2 separate regions of the Homo sapiens genome follow, and region 1 is linked to region 2. The links are chromatin contacts, found by Hi-C or POLR2A ChIA-PET in ENCODE. All regions are on one chromosome and are shown on one strand. The core of a region is the stretch at or near the end of the contact, and the rest is flanking DNA. Distances in the headings are between cores, read along the strand shown.

Region 1 (6,697 bases), core at 3,761-6,260, 200 kb before region 2:
CACGCCCGGCTAATTTTTGTATTTTTAGTAGAGATGGGGTTTCACCATGTTGACCAGGCTGGTCTCAAACTCCTGACTTCAGGAGATCCACCTCGGCCTCCCAAAGTGCTGGGATTACAGACATGAGCCACCATGCCTGGCTGGAAATAGTATTTTTAAGATGAAAAAGTAGGGGCTCAGAAGAGACGTGATATTTAAACATCAACTTTAATTTTAAAGCACTTCTCATTTTTATCTTTTCTCTTTAAGCTCAGAAGAATGGATAAATGAGTGAGTACCAGAGGCAGCGAGCAGGCTGCTCTCTGGGACACTTTTCATCAGTTTCCACCTCAGGGTTTCACTATGAGGAGGGAATAGCTCTTTAACTGTGTGGTTCTCCTTGTTACCTGAAGAGTGTCAAGGGAGTTTCATTCTCCATTTTATTTCTCAAGTTCTAATATTCCTTTCCCTTCGGAGCTGCTTGAAGGTTAATGTCCTTTAAGATTTTTCTCTCTTGCTTCTGATGAAATGGAAACATTTGTTTTGGAGTGGGTAAAAACTTAATAAGTCTTGTTTTAGTTCAATTGGAGAGGCCAAAGGGGCAGAGAGAATGTTGCTCTTTTCCTTAATGGTGTCCCCTTTATTAGATAATGAAATGTGTAATCCTTATGCCAAGCTCATGGATGCAGATAAAAATTAAGTCTGATCAGACTTTGAATGCCTTTTAAGGAATTTTTGTTATTACAAAAACCCCAGCACACACACATACACACACACGCACACATGCACACATAGGCAAAAGCCCTTCCCCATATTACTTTCATTTTCCATTCTTGCAGTCTCTCTTCCTAGAGATAATTGCTATGGACAATTTTATGTTTATCTTATTTAAATGTTTCTGACACCTGGGACCTTGGGAATAATTAGGCAAAGTAGCTAGAATTTGACCTTTTTCCTTTTCACCTAGGTATTTGATATCAGGGTTTATTACTAAGATTTCATCAATATGGGTTCTTCCTTTTTTTTTTTTTTAAGGCAGGGTCTCACTCTGCTGTCCAGGCTCGAGTGCAGTGGCATGATCTCGGCTCACTGTACCTTCTGCCTCCTGAGCTGAAACAATCCTCTCACATCAGCTTCCTTAGCAGCTGGGACTACAGGTGTGCACCACCACGCCTGGCTAATTTTTGTGTTTTCTGTACAGATGGGGTTTTGCCATGTTACTCAGGCTTGGGTTCTTATTTTTGACTGTGGTTTTGAAAGCCCCATAAATATAAAATATAACTTACTTTAAATGCTGTTAGGTCACCTTTCAAATCACCAACATACCTAGGGTTATAATTTAAAGACCTTGTGCATCTCATTTGTTGCTAAACCAGTTCTGTTAGTTAATTTATTACACAAGTTTGCCAGTTAACTGCAACAGTGGGCAAAAAGCTTCTTTTTCTTTTTTTTCTTTTTTTAGACAGTCTTACTCTGTAGTCCATGCTAGAGTGCAGTGGCATGATTATAGCTTACTGCAGCCTCAAACTCCTGGGCTCGAGCGATCTTCCCACCTTAGTCTCCCAACACAGGTTCATGCCACCACGTCTAGCTAATTAAAGCAATTTTTTTTCAAGAGTTGGGGTCTTGCTATATTGTCCAGGTGGGTTTTGAACTCCCAGATTTAAGTGATCCTCCTGCCACAACCTCCCAAAGGGCTGGGATTATAGGCATGAACCACCTTGGCTGGCTGGCTGGCTGGCTGGCTTGCTTTCTTTCTCTCTCTTTCTTTCATTCTTTCATTCTTTTTATTCTTTTTATTCTTTTTTTGAGACAGAGTCTCGCTCTGTCATCCAGGCTGGAGTGCAGTGGTGTGACCTCGGCTTACTGCAACCTTCACCTCCTGGGTTCAAGCGATTCTCCTGCCTCAGCCTCCTCAGTAGCTGGGACTACAGGTATGTGCCACCACACCTGGCTAATTTTTGTATTTTTAGTAGAGACAAGGTTTAGCCTTGTTGGCCGGGCTGGTGTCGAATTCCTGACCTCAGGTGATCCAGCTGCCTCGGCCTCCCAAAGTGCTGGGATTACAGGCGTGAGCCACCACACCTGGCCCTTTCTCTCTCTCTCTCTTTTTTTTTTTTTTTTTAAGAGGAGGAAGGGCACAGAAGAACTGAGAATAGAAATTAACATAGGCCAATTTTAGTTTGGTAACTATATTAATCTGTTAACTACTTCATATGTTGAATGCTCATATAAATGTGCTGTGCTAAGTTTCTGTACAGAATCATGGGGTAAATGAGTAGACTGGATATATCTTGTCCATTAAGAGTTCTCTCATGGTACTGTTTAAGGACATGGGCTTTGGAGCCCAACAGACTTGTGTTCAAGCCAGTCTTGCCAGTAACTTGCTGTATGGTTTGGACAAGTTATTTAACCTCTCTGTTTCCTTAAATGAGGTAGATGGTTTCTGTGTTATAGGCTTATAACATAGGATCAAAGAGATGGTGCATGTAAAGTGTCTGGCACCAATTGAGTACTAAATAAATATTAACAATTTTTTCTTTTTTTGTTGGAGAGAGGGTCTCGCTCTATTGCCAAGGCTGAAGTGTAGTGGCACAATCTCCATCTTCTGGGCTCAAGCAATTCTCCCATCTCAGTCTCCTGAGGAGCTGGAACTACAGTTGTGTGCCACCACACCTGGCTAATTTTTAAATTTTTTGTAGAGACGGGATCTCACTATGTTGCCTAGGTTGGTCTTGAATTCCTGGGCTCGAGTGATTCTCCTGCCTTGGCCTCCAAGTGCTGGGATTTCAACATGAGCTACCACGCCCAGCCAGTGATTCTTATTGCTGTTTTATCATTATTTTCAAATACAGAACTTACAATTTTGATCATGTATGTTAGAGAATTTACCTGTTCTCACTTTTAAGCTATAACAAAGTAGGTGTCACTGATATTTCACTTTTTTTGCACTGTAGGTTGTCCAAAGGAATATAGAAATACTGAGATAAGCTTTTTAAAAAAAAGAATAGAGATGGGGTCTAGCTGTGTTGCTGAGGCTGGTCTTGAACTCCTGGGCTCAAGCGATTTTCCCACCTTTGCCTTCCAGAGTGGTGGGATTACAGGTGTGAGCAACTATGCCTGGCCAAAATAAGTGTTTTAAAACAGATGCAAATCTTAGTACCTCTCTTAGTTGGCCAGCTTTTTAAGTAAATTGAAAGAGTTCACCCAAAGAATACCACAGAGATTTTCTTTTGTTTTAGTAGTCTGACATCTCAAGTTCCTTTGGTGTTTCGAGTTTTGTTTCTACTCAGGAAAATGTTGTGGAATGCATAAGACATTTTTAAAGCAGTGTTCTAATTGTTCACCAGCGGAGAGGAAACAACTTAAGTGGTGTTTCTTGTTGGTTGAGAACATATTATATGTATTTTGGGGGCTGAGGACATATCAGGGATATTTCTACAGGGAAGGATTTGAGATAAGGAAAAAAATATTTCTTAGAAATCTCAAAACTATAGTCTGAAATTCCATGAAAAGAAAATTGAAGAATTTTGTAATCCAAGTCATTGGAGATAAAGGGTCAGAAGGAACATTTTTGTTGTTGGAAGTGTTATCTTCCAAGAAGATCCATAAATCCTTTTTTAATGAGCTAGAAGATATGCTAAAGAAAAAGGAATCTCAGAAGTAGATGGAAACAGGTTTTTTGTTTTTGATTTGTAAAAACAAGGTCTTGCTTGGTTGCCCAGCCTGGTGTTCTTTTTTTTAAAGGCCAGATAAATTTCTTTTTTCTTTTCTTTTTTTTTGGGGGGGGGGTGGGTACAGAGTTTTGCTCTTGTTGCCCAGGCTGGAGTGCAGTGGCGTGATCTCGGCTCACTGCAACTTCCACCTCCTGGGTTCACGTGATTCTCCTGAGGTCAGGAGTTCAAGACCAGCCTGCTCAACATGGTGAAACCCCATCTCTACTAAAAATACAAAATCTACTCTCCTCCACTTGGGAGTAGCCTCCAGCTACTTGGGAGGCTAAGGCAGGAGAATCACTCTCCTCCACTCTCCACCCATAAAAGCCCTACTCATCATTCTAGGCCTGGCAATACACCCTCAGCTCAAATGGCAAATGCTTTACAAAATTAGCCCTAACTTCCCCAAAGTTGGCATCACTTGCTTTATGCACCCACAGCACCTTGCTTGTACTTCAGTTGGCACTTCTTCCATTCTAGATAATACTACAGTGACTTGTTTACAAGGCCATCTCCCCCAGTTCCTGAAGAATTAGGGCTCATATATGATTCATTTCTGACTGTCCCCTAAACACCTGATACCTAGCCCCTTGTGTACTGCACCCTTGAACTGAATGTAATAACTAGCATTTGTTACCATGTGTTCTATAGGTACTATGCTTTCTGTTACCTGTATTATCTCAGTAATATAAGTACGTGGGATTTTAGTTTCACTTTTACAGATGAGGAAACTCTACTCAGAGAGGTTAAGTAATTTGCCCAAAATAACACCTCTAGTATATGGCAAAGCTAGAATTTGAACCAGGGGTCAGACTGATTTCAGAACCCAAGCTTTTAACCACTACACTATACCACAGACATTTCTAAAATTCACTTGTTCCTATAGAATGTATGCACACGGAGTATTACTCAAGATCAACACCCCAGGAAATCATATTTAACCCTATCAGCACATGGAGGTCCTTTTGGTTCTGCTCTAGTCCAGGGGCATAAACAGGCAGACTCATGATATCCCAGATTCATTTATTTTTCTCCTTTTTTACCCCCACTCCCAGTCCTCACTACCCCTGAAAAACAAATTAGAAAAGAAATGATTTGGAAGGTAGAGATAAAAAAAGAATTCAATCTTTCACTCCTTGTAAGACACATAATAGTAACAGTAAGTGTATAAGATTTAGCAGCCATATATAACCTAAAAGAATCTGTTGGATCACTTCAAAACATGCTCACCCTGCTCAAACCTGAAATCAACAGCAGTTGCTAAGAAAACACATGACCGACTGCAAGACAACATGATGACTCACCCAAGGAACAAGCTTACCTTCCAGTTCTCAGAAACCATCACCAACAGAGAGTCTTTGTAACCAAATCATCAATCTGTGGTTACAAACATTCAGAAGTTTCTTTTCATCCAGCTCACAAGGGAATATAATCAGTACTGGATTAAACACTTTTATAAAATTAATTATTATCCAGCAGAGGGGAAACTTTCTGCAAAGAAAAATGTACAAAGACTACAAAGGTAACTTATTTTCTTTTAAACAAAGACGTATTAACAGAGGAAAGATTCTTACTCAACATCATCAAATGAGTGACTACAAAGGATATTCTAACAAGAGCAAGCTTAGTAACCTATTTTCTTTGCCATTACACAAGTGCAAATAATAAAACACATCTTGGCCAGGCGCCGTGGCTCACACCTGTAATCCCAGCACTTTGGGAGGCTGAGGCGGGTGGATCACCTGAGGTCAGGAGTTCGAGACCAGCCTGGCTAACCCCGTTTCTACGAAAAATACAAAAAATTAGTCAAGCGTGGTGCCGTGCGCCTGTAATCCCAGCTATTCAGGAGGCTGAGGCAGAATTGCTTGAACCCGGGAGGTGGAGGTTGCAGTGAGCCAAGATCACACCACTGCACTCCAGCGCTGGCAACAAGGGCGAAACTCCATCTCGAAAAAATAATGATAATAAAGATAAAAAAATAAAACATATCTTTAACTCTTTAATAAACAGAATTCTAATAAACAGAATTCATGATAATCATTCCTTTTTTTCTTTCTGAATCACTATCTCAAATTTTTGAACTAAAAGCTCTAATATGCATTATTCTATCAACAATCCCATCATACACTGGCTATAACTCACCATTATACTATAGTAACAGCTTATATGCATTTGAGTTGTGGGGGGTTTTTATTTGTTTTGGAGGCATGGGAGACAGTCTTGAACAGCTTATTTATGTTGTTGAAATGTACAATTAAGATAAAAATATCTTCTGAGTAATATTTTAAAATGAAAATTAGCTAACTCCTATGTTATGACCCATTAATTCATGTATCACACAGAAGCGGCTAAAGATGAAAATCTCAGTCATAAGTGATACAATCAGCTTTTCCTCAGGATACTACAACTTGTCCTCCAAAGCCAAAGTAGGAGAAAACAGGTGGTATGTCTGTAAATCAATTCTGTCCCCTCTCCAAACATGAACTATCCCATAACCTGATCTCCTACTAAATGTGTCATCTCGAACCTTGAAAAAAAGACACCATGGAGCACATTGACTAAGACGAACGGATTTTTAAAATGTATTATGCATCCCCACATGCTGAATACCTTTTCTTTCCAAATGAGGCAACATAACTGCTGAAATGAGTACTGAGAATTCTTAATTTACATATATTAAAAATCTGCCCCAAGGCCAGGCACGGTGGCTCAGGCCCATAATCCCAGCATTTTCGGAGGCTGAGGCGGGCAGGTCACTTGAGGCCAAGAGTTTGAGATCAGCCTGGCCAACATGGTGAAATTCCACCTCTACTAAAAATACAAAAATTAGCCAGGTGTGGTGGTGCATGCCTATAGCTCCAGCTACTCAGGAGGCTGAGGCAGTAGAATCACTTGAACCCAGGAGGCAGAGGCTGCAGTGAGCCAAGATCACGCCACTGCACTCCAGCCTGGCAACAGAGTGAGACTCTGTCTCCAAAAAAACAAAACAAAACAAAAAAAAA
Region 2 (6,434 bases), core at 118-2,617:
ACCTCATGATCTGCCTGCCTTGGCCTCCCAAAGTGCTGGGATTACAGGCATGAGCCACCGCGCCCGGCCAGATTTTTGTTTTAATTTCTAATATTGAAAATATTGATAGATAGACAAAACCCACATAAACAAAAGCTCTTTGAGGCCTTCAATAATTTTTAAGAGTATTGAGGGGTCCTGAGACCAAAAAGTTTGAGAGCCACTTGTCTAGAATACTCTCTTCTTCATTCCTATTCTCCCAGCATTCTTGCATTCCATGATAGGGAGCTGTGTACCTGTATTACTCTCTCCTTGAAAAGAGGAACTGTATATTCGGCACAGTACTTAGCAGTGTTTTGCATGTACTAAAGGCTCAGTAAATATTTGGTGAATTAAAAACTGAATATTGCTGTTTTCTTCCAAATCTGCTCTTCTTTTCAAATTTATCTTTGTTTAACCCTGCTGCTCTTTATAGGCAGCCATTGACTCTTTTTTCCCTTTCGTTGCTAAAACTTCGAGGGATAGTCTTCATTTAGCTCCATGCCAAGTGTGGGGGCTAATCCAGTGTGGAGAGTTTGGGAAGGAGGCACACCAGGAATTCATTTTGCATCCTGCTAACTTTCACACTAATGTTCAAGTATTGATTTTATCATGTTATTTTTGCTCAAGAGCCTACAGAGTCCCTGTTTACTTCAGATATAAACACCTGTGCCTGTGTTCATGCCCATAACTTTATCCCATGTACCAACCTTATCTCCCATTAACTAGCAACACCTTCTCTGCAGCCAGGCTGACTGCTTCACTAGTCCCCATGCATGTGCTCTTTCCCAGAGATAAATTTTTTGCACTGGCCACTCCTGCCATCTGGCTGTTATCCATCCTTTAACCCCCGTTCAGGTCCCAAAGTCTCCATTAAATATTCTTGAATTACCTTTTTTTTTTTTTTTTTTTTTTTGAGACAGAGTCTCACTGTATTGCCTAGGCTGGAGTGCAGTGGCACAATCTCGGCTCACTGCAATCTCCACCTCCCGGGTTCAAGCAATTCTCCTGCCTCAGCCTCCCAACTAGCTGGGATTATAGGCACCCACCACCACGGCCAGCTAATTTTTGTATTCTTAGTAGAGACGGGGTTTCACCATGTTGGCCAGGTTGGTCTCGAACTCCTGACCTCAGGTGATCCACCCATCTCAGTCTCCCAGAGTGCTGGGATTACAGGCGTAAGCCACTGTGCCTGGCCTGGCCTTCTTAATTACTGTCTTATAACGCATCCTGACTGAAATAGAATCACAGCATAATGGACAAACTGATTGGTGAGCAAGGAAGAAAAAGCCTTTGTTTCTTGCGGGCGGGAGAGGGCAGGACTGGTAAGAGAAAATGTCATGTTGTCCTTCTGTACAGCCACCCACACACAAAACCTCAACCAAACAAACCAGCATTATCAAGGGCATGGAGCCAGAAATGACAGACAAACTGGGGCAAAGTGTTGCTTTTTGCCTTTCCATAGAAGAGGCCATTGTCTTTGCTTTTATTTCAGCATCGAATCCCCTGAAGTGTATTTACTTTTTATGCATCTGTTTCTGCCATTAGATAATTCATTGAGGAACTAAGGATGTCTTATTCATGTTTCTATACCCACTAGCATACCGTAGGTGCTCAATATATTTCCTTAAAGAAATGTGTGACTGGCATGGGCGAAGCTGGGGAGAAGGCTGTCAGATGAGCTCAGAAGGCAGGCTGAGGCCCTATTTAAAAGAGCGCGATGTGGCGATTTAAGCCTTGTCATGTAGGCAAAAGGGAACAGGGAAGCTAGAAAGTTTCTTTTTTTTTTTTTTGAGATGGAGTCTCGCTCTGTCACCAGGCTGGAGTGCAGTGGTGCAATCTCGGCTCACTGCAACCTCTACCTCCCGGGTTCAGGTGATTCTCCTGCTTCAGCCTCCCGAGTAGCTGGGACTACAGGCCTGAGCCACCACGCCCAGTTAATTTTTGTATTTTTAGTAGAGACGGGGTTTCACCATGTTGGCCAGGATGGTCTTGATCTCTTGACCTCGTGATCTGCCTGCCTTGGCCTCCCAAAGTGCTGGGATTACAGGCATGAGCCACTGCACCTGGCCAGTTTTTTTTTTTTTAATTTTATTTAAAATAATAAAAAAAATTAACTGCTCTACACATTCAGAGAAATTTCTCTAGTAACGAATTACAGAAATGATCCCTGAAAGTACAGTCTAAAGGTTTCTTCTTATTAATATTAATTTTTTCCCAAGGTAATACATGTTTAAATTTTTAAAAAGACATAATACAGGCTGGGTGCAGTGGCTCACGCCTGTAATCCCAGCACTTTGGGAGGCCAAGGCAGGCGGATCACGAGGTCAGGAGATTGAGACCAGCCTGGCCAACATGGTGAAACCCCGCCTCTACTAAAAATACGAAAAAATAGCTGGGCGTGGTGTTGCATACCTGTAGTCCCAGCTACTTGAGAGGTAAGGTGGGAGGATCGCTTGAGCCCCAAAGGTGGAGTGTGCAGTGAGCCCAGATTGCGCCACTGAACTCCAGCCTGGGCAACACAGCAAGACCCTGTCTCAAAAGAAAAAAGAAAAGAAAATTTTTTATGGTCACCTTAGAAAATGGGAGAAAAGGCCGGGTGCAGTGGCTCACACCTGTGTTCTCAGCACTTTGGGAAGCCCAGGTGGGCAGATCACAAGGTCAGGAGTTTGAGACCAGCCTGGCCAACATGATGAAATCCTGTCTCTACTAAAAGTACAAAAATTAGCTGGGCATAGTGGTGGACACCTGTAATCCCAGCTACTCAGAAGACTGAGGCAGGAGAATCGCTTGAACCTGGGAAGCAGAGGTTGCAGTGAACCAAGATTGCACCATTATACTCCAGCCTGGGCGACAGAATGAGACTCCATCTCAAAAATAAATAAATAAATAAATAAAGGCTGGGTGCGATGGCTCACACCTGTAATCCCAGCACTTTGGGAGGCCGAGGCAGGCAGATCACGAGGTCAAGAGATCGGGACCATCCTGGCCAACATGGTAAAACCGCATCTCTACTAAAAATACAAAAATTAGCTGTGCCTGGTGGTACTTGCCTGTAGTCCCAGCCACTCAGGAGGCTGAGGCAGAAGAATTGCTTGAACCCGGGAGGCGGAGGCTGCAGTGAGCTGAGATCGCGCCACTACACTCCAGCCTGGCGAAAGAGCGAGACTCCATCTCACAAAAATGAAAAATAATTTAAAATAAATACATAAATAAGAAAATGGGAGAAAAGCCGGGTACAGTGGCTTACACCTGTAATCCCAGCACTTTGGGAGGCTGAGTTGGGCAGATCACTTGAGGTCAGGAGTTCGAGACCAGCCTGGCCAACACAGTGAAACCCTATTTCTACTACTCGGGAGGCTGAGGTGAAAGAATTGCTTGAATCCGAGAGGGAGGCTGCAGCGAGCCAAGATCATGCCCCTGCACTCCAGCCTGGGTGATTGAGTGAGACTCCATCTAAAAAGAAAAGAAAAGAAAAGAAAAAATAAAATGGGAGAAAGAAGTGAGAAGCTCTTATGGTACTCCACTATTTAAACCAAAAGTTCATTGTAGGAGAGTTAAGGATTTTGTCTTTTTATTTATTTATTATTTATTTATTTATTTTTTGAGACAGAGTCTTCTTACTTTTGTTATCCAGGCTGGAGTGCACTAGCGTGATCTCGGCTCACTGCAACCTCCGCCTCCCGGGTTCAAGCGATTCTCCTGCCTCAGCTTCCTGAGTAACTTGGACTACAGGCGCACGCCACCACACTCAGCTAATTTTTTTATTTTTAGTAGAGGCGGGGTTTTACCATGTTAGCCAGGCTGGTCTTGAACTCCTGACATCAAGTGATCCGCCGGATATTTTAAGGCACTAAAACATTGGTGCTATTAATACAAAGGGCTGGAAGAGGTGGAAAATGGAGGCATGCAAAGTTGGTTTCAAGCTATTGCAAAATCCAAATAAATCATGACAGGCTGAATTAGGGTGTTATCCAGAGGGAGAGCAAGAGTGCATGAAAACGCTTTTTCTTCCCCACACAGTGCTATGAATGTGTGACTAAGCGCAGAGGATTAGGTTGAGCGTCAAAAGTGATGTTAAGTCTTTTAGTGTGGTTGACTGGGATGGTGAAGCCACTAAAAGAGGGAACACAGAAGTTTTTGTGGACTTTGGGACACTTACATTCAGGAGAATCAAAGGGACTGAAAGAGAACTGGGATGGAGGAGAATTAGAGGATGGTGTGGTGTTTCCCAAGACATCCCCTGATCTTGCTATCCCAGCATCTCCTAGACCTTCCCAAGATCCAGCAACTAAAAGTATAACACTTGTCACAAGAAGGCTAAGGTTGGCCTATGTTCTAATTGGGGGTGATGTGGGGGTAAGATGGGGAGTATATGGGAACACAATCACAAACTAAAGCTTATATACTAACACTTTTTTGGGAAGTTCAATGTCAAGGAAGTTGGAGTGAGCAGGAAAGGGAAGTGAGGCAGGAAGGGAGACAGCAAATACAAGAGAGAACATGAAGATGTGACACCAAGCTGGCCATACCTGTGTTAAATATTTTGAATATCTCACCCGGCAGCATACTTATCATTGGCTGAAATTACCTTACATTGTTTTTAATAAAAATAATAGATATTGTCTGTTTGCCCACGAGAAAATAAACTACATGAGGACAGGGACTTTGTTAAATGTTGTCTCTCCAGGACTCAGAATATACCTGGCGCATAATAGGTGATGAATAACATCTCTTGAGTGAATCACGTTAAAGAGAAATATTTTTCTAAATAAAACACATTCCATGTAATGTAGTACTTTATGTTATTTGTGCAGAGTGGTTTCTGTTCCTCATTTTTTATCCTCCAATTTCCTAATCACGCCCAGAGGCCTACTTGCACATAAGGAATGAGAACCATAATGATAGTTTCATGTTACAGAGTCTTCTACCTGCAGGGCTATCATCTAATACTCAAGGACCCAGCAAGGCTTTGAAATCCTTGCTTTTCCTTATCTTAGCTGATCAAATAGGTAGTTAAGGCATCTGTATGGGGAAAGAGGGAGATTTATCTTCTGCCCTGAGCATTCTCGCAGGGGCTGAGGACAAAGGGTATAATTTATCCCGCTTATACTAGGTATATATTTATGATTTTGTTTTTTGAAAGAAACAGTTTTCTTTTCACTGCGCATTTTGCTTCAAGAAGTAGTCAAATAAGGTTTTTTTGTTTGTTTGTTTGTTTTAGAGACAGAGTTTCACTCTGTTGCCCAGGCTGGAGTGCAGTGGTGTAATCCTGCAATCTCTGCTCACTGCAGCTTCTGCCTCCTAGGCTCAAGTGATCATGCCTCAGCTTCCCCAGTAGCTGGGACTACAGGCAAGCGCCACCACACCTAGCTAGTTTTTTGTATTTTTTGTTGAGACTGGGTTTCACCATTTTGCCCAGGATGGTCTCAAACTCCTGACCTCAAGTGATCCACCCACCATGGCCTCCCAACGTGCTGGGATTATAGGCGTGAGCCACTGTGCCCAACCCAAATAAGTTTTTTGTTTTTTTCCTTAAGACGGAGTCTCGCCCTGTTGCCTAGGCTGGAGTGCAGTGGCACGATCTTGGCTCACTGCAGCCTGCCTCAGCCTTCTCAGCCTGCCTCAGCCTTCTGAGTAGCTAGTACTACAGGCATGTGGCACCACGCCTGGCTAATTTTTGTATTTTTAGTAGAGATGGGGTTTAGCCATGTTGGCCAGGCCAGTCTCGAACTCATGACCTCAAGTGATCTGCCCACCTCGGCCTCCCAAAGTGCTGGGATTACAGGCGAGAGCCACCACGCCCAGCCAAGTTTTTTATGTATATTTTTTTAATGTAGGAAAAGATTTGTGGGAAAAAAAATTATTACATGCTACAAGCTTAAGTGAGAAATGACTATCAAAAGTAGTAAATTTTGTATTACAAATCAACAACTATCACGTATCTACTTTTGATATTTAAATTCAAAGGTAGGAAAATGTTAATTAGGTGAATATGTTCATGATTGAGACTATAATCTCCTTAATGTTCCTTTTATGATCTACTCTCAAACCTAGGAGTAAATTTCACTTCATTAGCCTCATAGCAATCATCTGTAATCATCTGATTACAAACGTACTCAAGCTGCAGGCTTTCACTGTGACTCTGTATTTTATATCCTTCATCATCAAAACATGTTTTTAAAAATGGGAGAAAACATGGCTTTGTTGCAATGTGTTATTATTACTGCATACATAATACGTTCCTGGCAATCATCAGAGCCATCTTTATAATGCTTGGCTTATCTTAGGACACCATGTTATCTAGCAAAAAAATTTTAACCTAATGCTTAGAAAATTAAATCCAACTTTTTTTTTTTTTTTTTTTTTTTTTGTGACGGAGTCTCACTCTGTCGCCCAGGCTGGAGTGCAGTGGC

What was found. A loop is a pair of places that touch in the nucleus more often than their neighbours do. ChIA-PET counts read pairs that join two places held with the same protein, here RNA polymerase II (POLR2A). Pooled maps may share reads with other maps.
Region 1: a loop to region 2 is called in a map of Calu3, with 2.6 times the contacts of the local background. The contact joins two enhancer-like sites. A Hi-C loop is called at or near these places in 1 of 168 maps with a recorded cell type or tissue (Calu3), 3 of 37 single-sample maps with no recorded cell type and 6 of 50 pooled maps. POLR2A ChIA-PET finds 5 or more read pairs at or near these places in 4 of 52 experiments (CD4-positive, alpha-beta T cell, OCI-LY7, PC-9 and 1 more).

The regions. Positions count from the first base shown.
Region 1 is chr14:63,862,789-63,869,485 of GRCh38, reverse strand. The region is part of intron 1 of SYNE2 (spectrin repeat containing nuclear envelope protein 2); the gene reads right to left. Among named protein-coding and RNA genes, the nearest start is that of SYNE2, 13 kb to the right of the region's middle. RefSeq lists enhancers at 1,282-1,331, 1,452-1,501, 5,055-5,114. Within about 2 kb of position 5,010, at least 19 of the 41 ENCODE cell types and tissues checked have a DNase peak (open chromatin) inside an H3K27ac peak, as active enhancers do.
Region 2 is chr14:63,654,889-63,661,322 of GRCh38, reverse strand. The region is part of intron 2 of LOC105370532 (a long non-coding RNA gene); the gene reads right to left. It also overlaps the pseudogene LOC124903439. Among named protein-coding and RNA genes, the nearest start is that of WDR89, 16 kb to the right of the region's middle. Within about 2 kb of position 1,367, at least 4 of the 41 ENCODE cell types and tissues checked have a DNase peak (open chromatin) inside an H3K27ac peak, as active enhancers do.